Linked DNA regions of Homo sapiens: region 2 is linked to region 1. A link is a loop called in an ENCODE intact Hi-C map of the cell type or tissue named here. Cell type or tissue: ovary. All regions are shown on one strand. Each heading gives the region's core, and the rest is flanking DNA. Links, peaks and the distances in the headings are about the cores only.

Evidence for each region. Peaks named below come from ENCODE experiments on the same cell type or tissue, not always from the same donor. Only the 100,000 strongest peaks of a DNase experiment are listed, where the experiment ranks them.
Region 2: a loop joins it to region 1, with 9 times the contacts of the local background. A loop is called at or near these places in 1 of 110 quality-filtered maps.

Annotation. Positions count from the first base shown.
Region 1 is chr6:155,243,891-155,252,128 of GRCh38, reverse strand. It overlaps TIAM2 (TIAM Rac1 associated GEF 2), which reads right to left. Exons shown (of 27, transcript NM_012454.4): 17 at 8,050-8,118; 18 at 7,346-7,471; 19 at 6,398-6,506; 20 at 3,950-4,129; 21 at 2,160-2,278; 22 at 1,108-1,216; 23 at 126-184. It also overlaps a transcript of TFB1M not described here. Among named protein-coding and RNA genes, the nearest start is that of CLDN20, 16 kb to the left of the region's middle. RefSeq lists an enhancer at 4,099-4,794. In ovary, for the core only: a CTCF peak has its summit at 3,540 (motif pointing right); DNase peaks (open chromatin) are centred at 3,558 and 3,985; H3K27ac peaks cover 833 bases.
Region 2 is chr6:155,498,888-155,507,125 of GRCh38, reverse strand. No RefSeq gene overlaps it. Among named protein-coding and RNA genes, the nearest start is that of NOX3, 47 kb to the right of the region's middle. In ovary, for the core only: no CTCF peak of the experiment used is centred there; no DNase peak of the experiment used is centred there.

The DNA.
Region 1 (8,238 bases), core at 1,536-5,535:
TTACCCTCAGAGTAAGCAGTATCAGTCAGCCCAGCCTTGGTGCTCAGTGGGCTTTTCAGTTCAACGTTAATAGGAAGATACAGCTATGAAAAGGTAGCTTAAATTAAAATGAATTTTTGCCTTACCAATTTCTTTTTCAGTTTGCAGTTTTCTTTATAAACCAGTATGACGGCTCTCTTAAAAACTAAAGAAAGGAAAAGAGAAAGAAAGTCTTTATTTTATGCAAACTCTTCCAAGGTTAAACTAGAGCTGAACGTCTTAACAGAGTAACACTCTCCAAACGTATGAGTCTCTAAGACCTCACTCTGCCAACATGAGTGAATAAATGGTACTTCCCTTTCGCTCATATTTGAACTATGCAGAAGCACCTGCTTATTTAAAAGCTACTATTAGAAGTTGATCTTGGCTTTTTTAAACTCTTTGTTTTATTGAAAGCTGAGGACACTGTGTTCATCTCAGTGACAATATACTGTCACTTGTTCTCCCAACTCTCAGAATTAAAACATTTGAAATACAGCAGACTATTAAGATAGCAGGTTTCTGGCCAGGCACGGTGGCTAATGCCTGTAATCCCAGCACTCCAGGAGGCTGAGGCAGGTGGATCACCTGAGGTCAGGAGTTCGAGACCAGTCTGGCCAGCATGGTGAAACCCCATCTCTACTAAAAATACAAAAATCAGCCGGGCGTGGTGGCGAGCACCTGTAATCCCAGCTACTCAGGAGGCTTAGGCAGGGGAATAGCTTGAACCTGGGAGGTGGAGGTTGCAGTGAGCAGAGATCACACCATTGCACTCCAGCCTGGGCAACAAGAGCAAAACCTCGTCTCAGAAAAAGAAAAAGAAAAAGATAGCAGGTTTCAAAATAGCCGCAGGGATCTGTTCCTGTAACACTTGGCCTGAGCCAAGCAGCAGAAGGGAGAACAAGATAATGAGGATGCAGAGCGATGCCGGAGTTTCAAATAGTTGGGGGCTGGCCCTGTTAAGTCCCCAACCATTATAGCAATTCTGACTCCTGGAGCTCAGGAGTGAGCTGGACTGGTGCGGCTAGTGAAGTTCTTCCGTAATCCCAGCCTCTGTTCAGTCTGCATTCTTCTGAATGGAATACTAACCAAATACTGTGAGCTCAAGGTCCTTTCTAGCTTTTCCTAGAGACAGAAATGGATTCAACCAGGAAACCGTAGAGTGCATCAGAAGCTCTCCCATCGAAAGTTCTGTTACCTAGATTGTAAAAACAGGAGGTAAGGAAGATACGGAAATCCCAGGCTAGATGATCTCTTGTTAGATAGTGATGTACACACAGTCATTGCTAAAATGCAAGCACAGCTGGTTTAATTTTTATGATACCTGTAAACATGGGGCCTTAAACGGTGGAGCTTTTGAAAATATGAGTTAAGCACCCAAGTGTCTGATGAATAACATAAAGGTGAAGGCATTTTGCTCCAGTGCACGCACATGTAGGTGAGACATGCCTTGTGACCAACTCAGTTTCCATAAGATGAACTCTACCAGTGTCCGTGGTTCTTCCAGAGTGCCTTTTGTAAGCTTTCCCCTGGGATCTAGTACATCCATCACCTCTGAGCTCCATTCGGGCTGCTGATAAAAGAGCACCAGCATTGAAACTGGCCAGAGTGAAGGACTGATCTCCAGTCCTTTCCTGTTCCTGCCATTTTCTCCCTAAACTATGCTACTTCCTGCATGCTGGCTTGAGAAGCACAAGATTCTAAATTAAGCAATCAGATAAAAAGGAAAAATACAGAAAATGTCAAATCCTGCTTGGACTAGTTTTATAAGTAAGCAGGTAACCACCAATATTTGATGTTAAAAAAAAAAAAAAAAAAAGGCAAAATCAAAAAGGAAAAGCCCCAGACTCCACATGCCAGTTCCCATGTCCTTTCTCCACCCCACCCTCTGCCAGCTCTCACCCTCCATGGATGTTCCAGACAATGTGAACGTGACATAAGGTTATATTTTAAACCAGTGTAATGAATTTTATGATATGTCTATATGTAAATTGTGTAGTTCATTAGACACATTGTTATCAAGAAAAATCTTAGGCATTTTCTCCTCCAGGAAAGTCCTAACAGGGCAGCCTATCTAGAAGGTCACCTACAGACCCCACACCACATGCACTAGGCTCCCAGGGTGCAGATGTCTCACGGACCTCCTTCTCTGTTCCGCTCTGCTCAGCTACTAGCTGGTCAAACACGGTCCCATAATCCTCATAGATCTTCTGCATCTCATTGATGTGGCTCGCTACTTTCTCCATTGCCTTTAGTGCTTCTGCAAGATATGAAATCATATTTATTTCATAACTGTTATTTGTTTTAGATTCTATCCAACAGTAATAATGAATGGAGTCAAGATTCAACTCAGGATTCCAGACCAGTACCCACTAGCAGGAGCATTACATTCAGAATAAGTCACAACAGCCCACTGTAGCCCAGCCCTTAGAATGAAGAACAGCAAAATTATCTCCTACTTCAAATTCTTTTTGAAATGAGACAGAGTATCAGTGAAAAGTATCACTAATAACAACAACTGACATTTCTGGAGCACTTTCTACTTAGCAAGGATCACGACAGGTGATTTCTGTGAATCATCTCATTTAGTGCCCGCAATAACTCAAAGACTAAACCATCCCATTTTACAGATGAGAAAAGTGAGTGCAGGATATTCTGCCAGAGTTCCAGAGAGGAAAACACAAGAATGGAGCCAGGCTTCAAACCCAAGCCTGACTGGGCTTAGGGCACCAGCTCTCGAGTTTGGCTTGCCCTTCTGGGAACCCGGATCTAGGTTTAAATGGAACTTAAAAACACCCCAGTACATGACTGACTGACAGAACAATTGTTTGCATTTATATATGGTATATGTTCATAACTTTCCGCGAGGGAATATGAGAGATACATTATTTTATAAAAGCCAAAAAGCAAAATTTTAGGTCACTTCTAAATTCAGTATTCTTTATACTTTTTTTTCTCCCAATTCAGCATTTTAATTCTAACTGGAGGGAAGTTTGGAAGGAAGTTTTTTAAATCAAACCCTTCTAAAGATCATCTTAATACAAAATGAAGTTTTTACATAGTATGAATGCTGAACATAATTTGTATTATTTACTTATAGAAGTTAACTGTCATACAAAAATGCTTTCCTCTTGTTGATTTTGATACCAAAGTATGCTTGTCATGGAAAAAAAGCCAGTTTAATTTACGCTCTTCTCAGTATTTATTATTCAGTAATACTAAAGTGTTAATAAGCCTCTCTCTCCCCATAAATTTTATCACCTATGGTTTAATTGGACCTCCTAGTTTCAACATATGAACAAATCACTATCTCCAACCCAAATAAAGCCCCTCTTTAAGGATCCTCTATTTACTATCAAACTGCAAGGCTTTGTGTTTTTGATAAATTGTGTCTCAGGCCAGTAATTTCAGAGGTTCAAACAGTAACACACCAGTAGCGACTTGAAAGCATAACCCATCATTGGGAGTTTGGTTTTGAAGCCGAGCTCTGCTCAGAGATCTCCACAAGGTGGAGCCTCACCCAACAAATCTGACCAGCAGCTCGGGCAGCGAACCCCACAAAACTTAACCAAGTGGTAGGAAAATAGGCCTGATTTTCAGTTCCAGCGGCACTGTTTCACAGCCACGTGACCTGAGGTAATTTACTTATTTTGAGAGTGAAGACAGAATCATCCCTGCATAGGAGGAGTATGGCGCTACCCGGATGAGATCATTTCTACCCAAGTATTTTGTAAGCTCTAAAGGAGTGCCCAGACGCCTAGCTAGTTTCACATATTCACGTGAAACCTAAGATTAACCATCGCAGAACTGAAAAGTGACTTAGGACGTGCCACTAGGCGGGGAAGAGGTGAGCTGTCAGGCCCAGGGCACGGCTGGCAGCCCCTCGCCGCCCTGTGCAGGCCCTCGCCCGGAGGTGCCGCCGCCGCCTCACCCGTCAGGTGGTAGTGCTCCTCGCTCTCCTGGTCCGTCAGGGACACCAGCTCCTTGAGCAGCAGCGGGTACTTGAGCACTCTCTGAACCGGCTTGATGAGGTAGGACTCCAGCGTGGAGGAATGCTGCTTGGTGGGGTTCCGGGCGTCCAGAAAAGCCTTGAAGGCTTTGTCAGTTTTAGCTACAAGCAGATGGATAAAAGACCTCAGAAGAGCACAGTGGGGTGAATTAAATTCTTCATTTCTCTTTTAACATTTATAGATCATCTATTTCTATAGTCCTCCTAATGCCATTCTTTAATGAAAACCCCAACACATCAGTGGGTCAGGCACCCAGCTGTCAGCGTGGGATTCCGCCTCACAGCCCTGACAGAGCCCTGGAGTGCTGGGAGCTTCCGAGGATGGAATGCAGGCTGCGCCCCAAAGACTAACACTGACTCAAAATGCAGGAATGTCTGACTTTAAAGACACATTTCATGCATACCCATGAGAAATATTGTTATAGGTGGCCTAAAAAGTGAGTTTCAAACAATTCATTAAAAGCCATGAAGCGTGGCCAGGTGCGGTGGCTCACGCCCGTAATCCCAGCACTTTGGGAGGCTGAGGCGGGCAGATCACCTGAGGTCACGAGTTCGAGACCAGCCTGGCCAACATGGTGAAACCCGTCTCTACTAAAAATACAAAAATTCGCCGGGCGTGGTGGTGGGCGCCTCTAATCCCAGCTACTCAGGAGGCTGAGGGAGGAGAATCACCTGAACTCCTGAGGTGGAGGGTGCAGTGAGCCAAGATCGCGCCACTGCACTCCAGCCTAGGCAACAAAGTGAGACTCCATCTCAAAAAAAACAACATCAAAAAAGCCATTAAGCAATGTTATCCAGACCCTACACCATACCCACAAAAATTTCATAAAGGAAAATAAACCAGTGTTTTTCCCACTGGCCTCACTCTAGTTGTTGCTTATTTGTATTCTGTACACTTAAGGGTTATCTGGAAAGCAGTGTCTTTTCTCCTGTAAAGTAAGGTGACAGGCACCACAGCCTGCAGCCTACAGCCTTCACTCCACAGCTCCAAGCAGATTCACCTTTCGCATACCTAGAGCCACAGCTCCCTTCCAACAGGCATGGCAGTAGGACCCTCTCTGGCAGTGAAAACTGCCCCTTTGTCTGAGTGCCATGAAGGGTGTGTGTAGGAATCCAGGTGCATTTGGTTTGGGTACCAGCGGATACACCAGTGCTACTTGGATTCCACCAGTTGGCACTGGATGCCCAGTTGCTTGGAATGCAGCTACTCTGAAGGAAGATACACCCTTATTTGGGATTGTGTTGTAAGATCAAAATCTACAACATTCTAGGAGATGCAATACCATTTTGAATGTGATTACCAGGCCAAGTAGGTGGTGACAGGACCCCTCTTCTTTATGACAAAGGAGGAATGGAGCAAGCCATTGGTATGCTTTCACTGTACTGCACTGACTGTCAATATGTATTGACAAGTACATTGGTATGCTTTCACTGTACTACAGACTGTCAATACAAAGGTGCTTGTGGGCCAGGCGTGGTGGCTCATGCCTATAATCCCAGCACTTTGGGAGGCCTAGATAGGAGGATCACTTGAGGCCAGGAGCTTGAGACCAGCCTGGGCAACACAGTGAGACCCATTTCTACGAACATTTTTACATTTTTAAAATTAATTAATTAAATTTAATTAAAAAGAGGGTGTTTGTGGGAGGAAATGGCAACAGAGTTCAGCAACTGTCTAAAGCAACTGGAGAAGATGGATTTGGGCTGGGTCTTGCTCATTTGAAGCACTCTAAGACCCCACTTTTTAAATGTGGGGCTTTTCTTCTGGGATATCATGACGTTCTGGATTAAAATCCAATGGCAGAGCTGCATCCGTGGACATGAATGAGCACTAAGGGCGTCAGGATAAACCTCCAGATGCCCTCCAGGCCCACGCAGAGAGAAACACCGAAGAGCAACCTTTGGGAAATGTGAGCTCTTTCCAGTTGCACCAGAGAGACTTTACTTTCAGCTGACACACTTCTTGTGAGTTTCGTGGTAGGCTGTTGTGGCTCCTCAGGCTTAAGAAGATTAACAAGGAAAAAAAAAAAAACACCATAGCATGCATTTCTTTCTACTCCCATCTAGGGTTTGGGGTTGCAAGTTTTTAGAGAAAGGAATTTGGCAAGAAAAGAATCCAGATGTAACTGACAGCAAAGTGACACATGGCAAAGCAACATCTCTGCTCTTAGGCATACTTGTTCCCAGCTACTAATTAACTGACAGAAACAGAAACCTTTCCCTTTAATATTTGCCACTGTCAAGGTCAAGGATGGACCTTAATACATCAAAATTGTACTTACTCTCTACTTGTTAAATACAGATTTACCCTTTACTAACAGTTAAAAATGCAAAAAAAAAAAAAAACTATAAAAGGCATAAGCAACTTACCTCGCTCCAGAACCTTCTGTACTTTGATATGGTTAGCACAGAATCCACTGTACAGTTTAAAGTGGTCCGCGTAATAAAGGAAAGAGCCTCCAAGGGAAAACAGTAATTTCTAGAAGGGCAGAGGGGAAAGTCAAATCAGACATGGTTTAATCAATGCGTGCTGGCTTATGGCATTTGACGGCCCCATGGCTTCTGTCAGATTCCATAGCACTAATGCCTTGGAGAAGTTCAAACCTGCTCCATCCACACAGGAGGTGGGGAACAGCCCAGGCGCTCCCCTGGCAGGTATCTAGCTTGACTGCAAAGTTTCCAGCGGCAGAGCCTACTGACAGTGTGCAATCCAAGGACAAGAAACAAAGAAAGTTCTACAAAAATACAGCTGACAAGGTGGGATATAAACAATCTGAGAGAGGTTCACTAATAAAGCCGACTCTGCATTGCTTGGGGAGAGTGATGCTGTCTGTATGGTTCCAGGTCCCCTTGGAGGGGCTTCCTGCCACACTGCGGCTTACACGGATGCTATGGAGCACTGGTGCTTCATAGAAGAGAGGGCTTGAGCCCAGCAATTAGAAACCTATTCTCTTAATCCCAGATCCACATGACCACGGGGAAGAAGGATTGGGCACAGGGTAGGAGCTCTGGTTTCAGAAGCAACCACCTTGGATATCCTTCACAGCAGCTGAGAAAAGAGCACGTACGTGGTCAACAACCAGGCGGGAGGTGCTGCTGGACTTCTGACTACCAAAAGCACCTGCGCCAGGAAAAAAAAATATATACAGCCTTCCTTTACCACCTGACAGAGGAAAACGGTGCAAGGAAATAGTCACAGGACAATAAATAGTCAATAGTCACAGGACAAGAAATTCTTTCTCATGAGAGAATTCTCATGAGAGAAATACGTACCATAGCCACGTATTTTTACTTTAAGCCTAAATCTGAGATACTTACTCTAAACTGTGAGGGGGTTTCTAGGGTGTTAAAGTCAGATGATGCTGAAATCCCATCCTCCAGGGTCTCCAGAAACACCTTCTGAAACTCAAGCATCTCTGGCAAACTTCCAAAAAGTGACTCCATCTATGTGAAGATCAGGATTTGAAATGAGGGGATTAGCCATGAAGTTCAGGACACCACGCTAACTCTTAGGCCCACAAATAAATCACAAGGAAATTCTTCACGGAAAAGCAGACAGAAAGTAAATCCTTTAAGAAGACAGCACATTCATTATGGGATATGGCTTATACATAGAAAGTTTCACAGCTCCATCCCCCATAATTCTCTATTACTACAGTAAATTTTTAAGTGGATGTAAAATTCTCAGAATTCAAATTAAGAAAAATGTAAGTCAGTAGAACTAATTATGTGGTTTCACATTACAAAGGTATGTATTGAAAAGGAATTTCTGATCACACTCTCTTCTACCTCAAAAAGACCATAACCGTCCCTCTGCCTTTGTAAACACTCTGCCACTGGGTCATGCAGCCGAGGCCACAGCAGTGGTTTAGGAGGAGGCTATGCCTGGGACTCTCAGAAGACCGTTAAGTCTTGGGATGTTCTTTTGGGATCAACAGAGATACTCTCATAGGAGTTCTGCTAAAAGGCAAACAGAGACTAACCTGTGGATCACTGGACAGAAGGAAGGTGATTTTATTTACCTCATCTTGGGTAAGAAAGGTCTCATTCTGAAGTGGCTCCAAGTATAATTCAAAGAGGCAGCTCAAATCCTGAAAGAAAATAGAAGAAAGTGTCTTCAACGCTTTAGTCTCCAAAATACCCATGAGATTTGGGTAGCAGCAACCTGGCAGCAGCTCCCAAGGCTCCCATCAGGATAATGAAGTTTATGC
Region 2 (8,238 bases), core at 2,612-6,611, 250 kb before region 1:
CCTTGAGCCCAGGAGTTTGAGGCTGTAGAGAGTTATGATCCGACCATTGCACTCCAGCCTGGTTAATGAAGGAAAACCTTGCCTCAAACAAACAAACAAACAAACAAACAAAAATTAAGAAATTGGTTACCTAATGCTGAAAAAACAAATTGTCCTAAATAATACAGTAATTCTTGGTATTCAGAGAGGACCAAATTCTAATCTACAAATTCATAAACAGCACTATAGATTATAAATTATTCTATATAGTGAAGTGAATTTTAGCTGCAAAAATAAACTCAAATGGCTTTTTCAGTCCCTTTAAAGAAAACTACTTTGACTATAAGAACAAGTGAACACAAGCAAAGTAGTATTCAGGTTTAGGGTGGCCAGCTAGACTCACTCCCAAGCAAGGTTACCTGCCCTGCACAGCACTCTTACTGAGGATGGAATTCAAACTGCTCCTCTAGAAAAATGACATATTACTACAGATCTCAGGTTTTAAGAAAAATCACCTGTAAATGTGGCTGGTCAAATTTGTTTTATTACTGTGCAAAACCTTACGGGCATTTTTTACTAGAAAAAGTTGTCCATTTTCACAAATAATTTGATCTAATCAGTTGTGATGTGATTCAGAAGTAGGATCGTTGGTTATATTTGAAACAAAAATCAAGGGAAAGTATTTGTATTACAATCCAATTAAGAATAGCAGCTTGATAACTTCAAAAAATATGGGTGTAATTATTTGTAAAGTCTTAATTTACAAGTATCTGGCTCCAATGTCCTTCAGAGACCTCTCCTAGGAGACCGATGCTTGTCTACCTCTCACTCTGTAGTAACAGTGCCACTGCAAGCCCATCACTGGATGCCTTCTTTAAACACAATTTCCACACTGAAGGACTGCAGAAACAGGTAGCACGTTCTACTCCTGATTTTTACAGCTTTCACTCACTTGCAGTGATATCAAAGAATGTGAAAACTATTTTCCTGGCTATTTAGTAGCGGTCGGGTACGTCTCCTAGCTCGGTGAGACTCTGCCTTTCCTCTGTGTTCTCGTGGTTCCCTCCACCTTCATCTTGGCACGTAACCCACTGATCTTACCTGGGTGTCATGTCGCTAGACTAGCAGCTCCTCAAGAACAGGGCTTTCTGTTGTTCATCTTCACGTCCCCAACCTCAAGCAATAGTTCATGTCACACAGAAGGTCACACAGCTTGAGTTTACTATTTAAGCTGAATAATGAAGCAACCAGGCATTTGATTCAGTTAACTTTCTAACAACTTATGCTCTCCCACATTTTTTCTCATCGGAAGCCCTAGGAAGCATAACCAACCCCTTGGCAGCAGCTCATAAGATTTTTTTTATCTCATGTGACAGGAAAAAAAGCCACTATAGAAGGTTTGAGCAGGCAGCTAGCACAGCTCTACCCAGCAATGCCTAAGGGCAATCTAAATGCATCTCTGTAAGACATGGAAATGGGAACAGTTTATCACCTAGTAAAAAAACAGAAAAATGAGCACAATTACTCTGGTTTCTTACAGTACAGTATGAAAAGAAATTGAATAAATACCTATGATGCCAAAATTACTAGGCTTCATACCTGAAATGATTGAGTGAAAAGTAAGAGCCTCAGAAAAGGTTTTTCTAAAATGGGCCTGTTTAAGTAGCTTGTTTCCCCAAGCAAAACTACAAATTTTGATTTATAAAGTGTAAGTAGTTGTGGCAGCACCGCTGAAAAGGCTATTTATACTCTTCCAGGCAGGAATCTGATAAGACCAGCTGGTTATTTTTCTAGAGAGAATGCTGTATCCAACATGCTGGGCTTGCATATTTACTACTTTTCTCCCATTATTAAGGTTCTCTCCCCAAGTGAAAAGGAAAGAAAATTCAATTCTCGTAAGCTTTCCTTCTTCCCATGTCAGAGAAGAAATATTTAGAAGGTTGCACGAAGCTCATGTGCCGAGAGTTGAGCAGCAACAACGTGAGAAATCAAAGTCTCCATCTCTCCCAATGGTCATGGGGGTGTTGGGTTTAGCTCAAAGTGTCACACTCTCAGTACTTTTAACCCATGATTTCTGTCTTCTGCCACAGATAAGGACAGACTCTCTGTGTCTGTTCTAGATTTCTCTAACAGTGTTTCTGTTCCTATTTGGATTGCCAACTCTTCTCACAGAATGTCATAGGTTCATTTTCAAGGCCAAAGAGAAGCATAAGCTGCTTACAGTAAAGGGTGATATTGATAATTAAATAATTTTCCCCATTTCACACTCCCACTCTTTTTTACATATTTTGCAGTTCCTATAAAGGACCAATAAAGCATTTTTAGTTATTAAACCATATTTCATAAATAAAAAAACAAATGGTTTTAAAGTCTATTCTGAAGTTGGCAGGAACAAAACAATAAAAGTCCATTTTAGTAGCAAAATCAACTCAATGAATACATTAATGAAAATTCAGAAAATCTTTTCCTATTTTTTAAACAGCTGCAGCTAAGAAAAACATAAATTCAAGTCTATACCCTATGAAATTCAAGTCATTTAGCCTATGACAGTTCTTCATTAAAAATAATGGAGGGTTGGAGAGGAAAGTTTAGAAAAGGAAGAGGAGGTACTTTTCCACAGTGGGGACTAATTCCTAAGGTTGAACATCATTCACTCACATACAACATGGTGCTGAAAATTTATTCAGACAATTTCCACAAGGGTAGAATAAAGAAAGCATTATCAAATACTCCACCCATGAAAGATTAATGCTATAGGAACTGCCACCTGCTATACACAACTAGAAACCTAGAAAAAATATATGAAACAAATGATTGCAGACAGTGGACATAGGTGATGTATGTCAGTTATACCTGCTAGAGGGGGAAAACATGAGTTAAACTCTTCAATTGCCCCAGCTTACTGCCTGGAAGGAATTTCATTTTTTTGTTGTTGTTAAGACAGAGTCTCACTCTGTCGCTAGGCTGGAGTGCAGTGGTGCGGTCTCAGCTCACTGCAACCTCTGCCTCCCGGGTTCAAACGATTCTCCTGCCTCAGCCTCCCAAGTAGCTGGGACTTACAGGCGTGCGCCACCACACCCAACTAATTTTTGTATTTTTAGTAGAAACGGGGTTTCACCATGTTGGCCAGGATGGTCTCAATCTCTTGATCTCATGATCTGCCCCCCTCTGCCTCCCAAAATGCTGGGATTACAGGCATGAGCCACCACACCCAGCCACAGTTTTTAGGATCAAAAGCAGTGAGGCAGAAGACTAAGAGGGGCTAGAGAGTCAATGAGTTGAAGAGGTAAGGTTTAGAGTTTGAAGAAACCAGAGCGTCTAAAATTTGTGGGACAGAACAGTGAAGAGGGAGCTTCAGAGATCTGCTGAAGTTGCCACTCAAATCATTGTTTAAATACTGATCTGCACGTGCATAAAGTAAAACTCTAAAATGCTGAGGGAAAGCGTGGAAAGCAGTCAGATAAAAAACAAACTAAGAGAAGGCAAGAAAATTGGGGCAGGAGGAAGGACACAGATAAAACAAATAATAAGTAGAAAGATGGTAGATTTAAATCAAAGTATATCAGTAATTACACTTATATAAATAGTCTAAAAGTTTTGATTTTATTGAATCTGAAATAGTCAGATTTAATAAAAAATCAAAATCCAGCGATATACTGTCTCCAGAAAACCAACATTAAAAATAAATACTTTTAAGATAAGTTAAATATAGGCCAGGCACAGTGGCTCATACATGTAAAACCAGCACTTTGGGAAGCCGAGGCGAGCCGATCACTTGAGGTCAGGAGTTCGAGACCAGACTTATCAACGTGGTGAAACCCCATCTCTGCTAAAAATACAAAAATTAGCCAGGCATGGTGGCAGGCACCTGTAATCCCAGCTACTTGGGAGGCTGAGGCAGGAGAATCACTTGAACCCAGGAGGCAGAGGTTGCAGTGAGCAGAGATTGTGCCACTGCACTCCAGCCTGGTGACAGAGCAAGGCCCTGTCTCAAAAATAATAATAATAAAAATAAAAACAAGTTAAATATAAAAGAATGGAAAAAATATGGACTACATATAACATGAAAAATAATCAAAAGAAAGCTGTAGTGGCTGTATTAACACCAGAAATAAATAGACTGCAGAATAAGGAATATTAGTGGGAATTGCAAAGAAAGAACAGAAGAAAATTTTTGTGACCATGGGCTAGGCAAATATTTCCTAGGACACCAAAAGCACCAACTAAGGGAAAAAATGATAAATTAGACTTCATAATATTTTTTAAATTGCTCTTCAGAAAATACTGTTAAAAGAATAAAAAGATAAGCAGCCACAGACTTGGGAGAAATATTTTCAAAACATATAACTGTTACAGGATTTGTGACAAGAATATCTGAAGAGCTCGTAATTTGATAATAAGACAACTCAATAAAAACTGGGCAAAAATATGTGAACACTACTTAAAAGAAAATATACAAATGGCATATAGGCACATAATAGGTGCTCAGTATCATTAGTCATTAAGGAAATACAAATACTACTACATGTCCACTAAATTGGCTAAAATTAAAAAGACTAACTCTACCAAGTGTTGGTGAGGACAGGGATTAACTAAAGTTTCATATGTTGTTGCAATGTACAAGTAAAATTAAAATTGATGCAGGCACTTTGGGAAACAGCTTGCCAGCTGCTTCTTAGGCTAAAAGGACACCTATCACAGTACCCAGAAATTCCACTCCTCCATATTTACACAAGAAAAAATGAGAATATATGTCATGTAAAGACTGAAAGTTCATAGTCATTTTTTTTAATTATTATTATACTTTAAGTTTTAGGGTACATGTGCACAATGTGCAGGTTAGTTACATATGTATACATGTGCCATGCTGGTGTGCTGCACCCATTAACTCGTCGTTTACCATTAGGTATATCTCCTAAAGCTATCCCTCCCCCCTCCCCCAACCCCACAACAGTCCCCAGAGGGTGATGTTCCCCTTCCTGTGTCCATGTGTTCTCATTGTTCAATTCCCACCTATGAGTGAGAATATGCGGTGTTTGGTTTTTTGTTCTTGCGATAGTTTACTGAGAATGATGATTTCCAATTTCATCCATGTCCCTACAAAGGACATGAACTCTTCATTGTTTATGGCTGCATAGTATACAGAATAGCTCAAAATGGAAACAAGCCAAATGTGCCTAGAGTGGTAAATGAATTAAACAAATAGTATATCTATAAAAGGGGATACTACTTAGTCATAAAAAGAAATACAGTGCTGATAGAGCCAACAGCATAGATGATTCTCAAATGAATTACTCAAGTGAAAGAAGTCAGACACAGAGAATTACATGCACTGTGATAAAAATAACACTATAGTAACAAAAAGATCAGTAGTTGCCAGAGGCTGGGGGGCAAAGAGAAGAACTGAATGCAAAAAAGCACAGGGATGCTTTTAGAGATGATAAAAATGTTTTATATTTTGATTGTGGTGACACTTACACAACTTTATACATTTTTCAAAGCTAATTGAATTATACAATTCAATTTAAATTGATTTATTATATAATTAATTATACTCAATGAAACTGATTTTTTTAAAGATTGGAAGAAAATATAATAAAAAAGAAACTGTCATCATTTATTAGAACATCTTTTCCTCTAAATGAGACTAAAAAAAAGAAAGAACATCTGTATTAAAAGAAATTGCCCTTGTTTCTTATTACTGTGTGTCCTGTTGTGCATTTTGTATCTTATCAGGCAGGGAAAAAAATCAAACTATTTAAGGCTGAGGTTAACTATGTGGAAAGACCTACAAATGGTATAAAATTAATTTACATTAAAATAAGAGTAGTTTTTGGTAACTAATTGATCACTTTTAAGGTGTATTTTATAAGTGCAAAGATTACACATGGATGCTTATCCTTATTGTGAATTATTAAAAAGTTTGACATAGCTGCACATTTCCTCATCAATATGAAAAATTAAGCTTCAGGAACTGACCTTATAAATAGATCGGAGGAAGCAGAAGGACAGTGAGAATAAGTTAATGACATTTCCAGATAATCAAGCCCTATAAAAATGTAGAATTTGAATGTGAAATGTGCAGAATAAATCAAATCCAAAGTATATTCCAAGACTTTAAATAGCCCATGCTAAATAAGAAAAGAATAACCTAGTAAATCTAAATCTTGGTCACATTTATGTAGTACCACCTTTAGTACTAGATACACACACACACACACACACACACACACACACAGAGAGAGAGTTCATTATCAAATTAATTAAGACAATAGTGAATTAAACAAAATAAAACCAATTTCCTCATGTCAAGACTTCTCAGAATCTTTAATATGCTAAATTGCATTGTGATTCTTAGTGGAGAAAAGGCTGTTATAAAGCATGTCCTCAAATTACTAGAATATGAATTCTTTTCTCAAGGATTAGCTATAGGAAATTGTACTTGAATATCAAACTTTGGGAAAGCTAGCTTAGAGCAGTGTTCCTTTTCCCAGAGAAGCCCTTTCTTAAATATGTAAGCACAGTTCTTTAAACCATGTCTCAATCTTTTAATTGCTATGTTGTTTCATTTGTTCTGCTTAGTAAATGTTAGAAATAAATATTTTGTTGCTTGTTTAGTAATAGTCTCTTGGAAAGTGTTTATTTGTATATGTGTATGTATATGCAATTTTTTCAAGAAATAATTAATTATAAAGTATGTGTATATAATTTAGCTAATTTTAAATGGTTCTAACATCATTTAAATCTAGGCAAAGCTAGTCTGGTTTGTATCAGACAGGCATGCTCGCTTATCGGCAAAGGGACACTTTTTGAACAAGAAGCAGTTGGAAGACAATTCCTCATGGATCTCTTGCATTTCTGCATGTCTTTTGACTAGAGGAATTGGCAGCTTTTTACAGCACAGTCTTTTGGAGGATATTTGTATAGCAACAGCCTTGGAAGATATAGTACCTTTCTCTAGGGCACAAGGCTGATTTGTCTGCAATCAGGATAATAAAATGTCTCTTTTCAAGCCAAGGTTGGGCAGATTTTCTGGCAGCCCCCTTTAAAACAGTGGTTTCTGAGATCCCTTTAAAAGCTCAGAGTTTCTCAGCATGAGGCAAACCCACTGCATGTGGAGTATCCACCTAGGCTGCTCCACATCATGCCCCTGGGTATCAGGGCGCAAGGGAAACATTTTGAACATTATGACGTTCCTGCTTCGTGAGTGCCATGAGTAATAATATCCTTTGTCTCTAGCCCAGGAGTCTCGTATCTTCTACAAGCATCCATGAAACTGTGACAGGTAAACTTATTAGCTTGCAAATAGGATAAAATCTCAGACACTTCATAGTTTTGATAGCTGTAACATTTACATTGAGGTGACATTTCCAGATGAATATCTTTTCATGTAATAACAGGAAAGGCTTGAAGATGTCAGTGGAGGATTAAATGACACAAGATGGGGAAGTTATAAAGAGGTTTAGTCTTGTTGAAAGAACCAAATACATAATATTGGTTCCCAGGGGCTGCCAATGTAAGGTCTAATGTAAAAGTCAGAAAGAATACGATAGAGGCAGAATTTCAGAACACAGCGGTTTGATTTCATGATCTAGCTATATTGTCTACATAATTTGTACAAACAGAAGAGGGTGACAGGAAGCCAGAATCTGGGAGAATCAGGGCACGTATATTCTATAAGTCTGCAAATAAAATAATATTCAGAAAGCTAAAATAGTTCTGTAGCACCTCTTTCTTTTGGGCCTCCTGGCATGATCATCATATACACTACATGCTTGAAATTCTAGATGGAGGGAAGGATTGAAAAGGTGTGTTGTAGGAACAAGTTGCAAATCACAACATTCCAGAAAAATAAATGCTCTGGAATTACAGAAATAAGATTATACTGTCTACACTCATGTTTATCACCTAACAGAGGATATTTGTACATTGTTTTGTTCTTTTTATTTGTTTTATTCTTCTTACACAGAAAACAAAAATCTCGAGGCTTTGGATTATAAAAACTGCCTTGTTATTCAATAGGCGGTATAATAGCTCCATAAAATGCTCATGTGTAAGCCCTAGAACCTGAAATATGTTGCAAAACACAGCGAAAGGGACCCCGTGATGTAATTAGGTGACAAACTGTAAAATGGGTTGATTATTTTGGATTATCTGAGTGGACCTAATCTAATCACATAAACCCCTAAAATTGAGCAGAGAGGCTGGGCACAGTGGCTTACACCTGTAATTCCAGCACTTTGGGAGGCCAAAACGGGC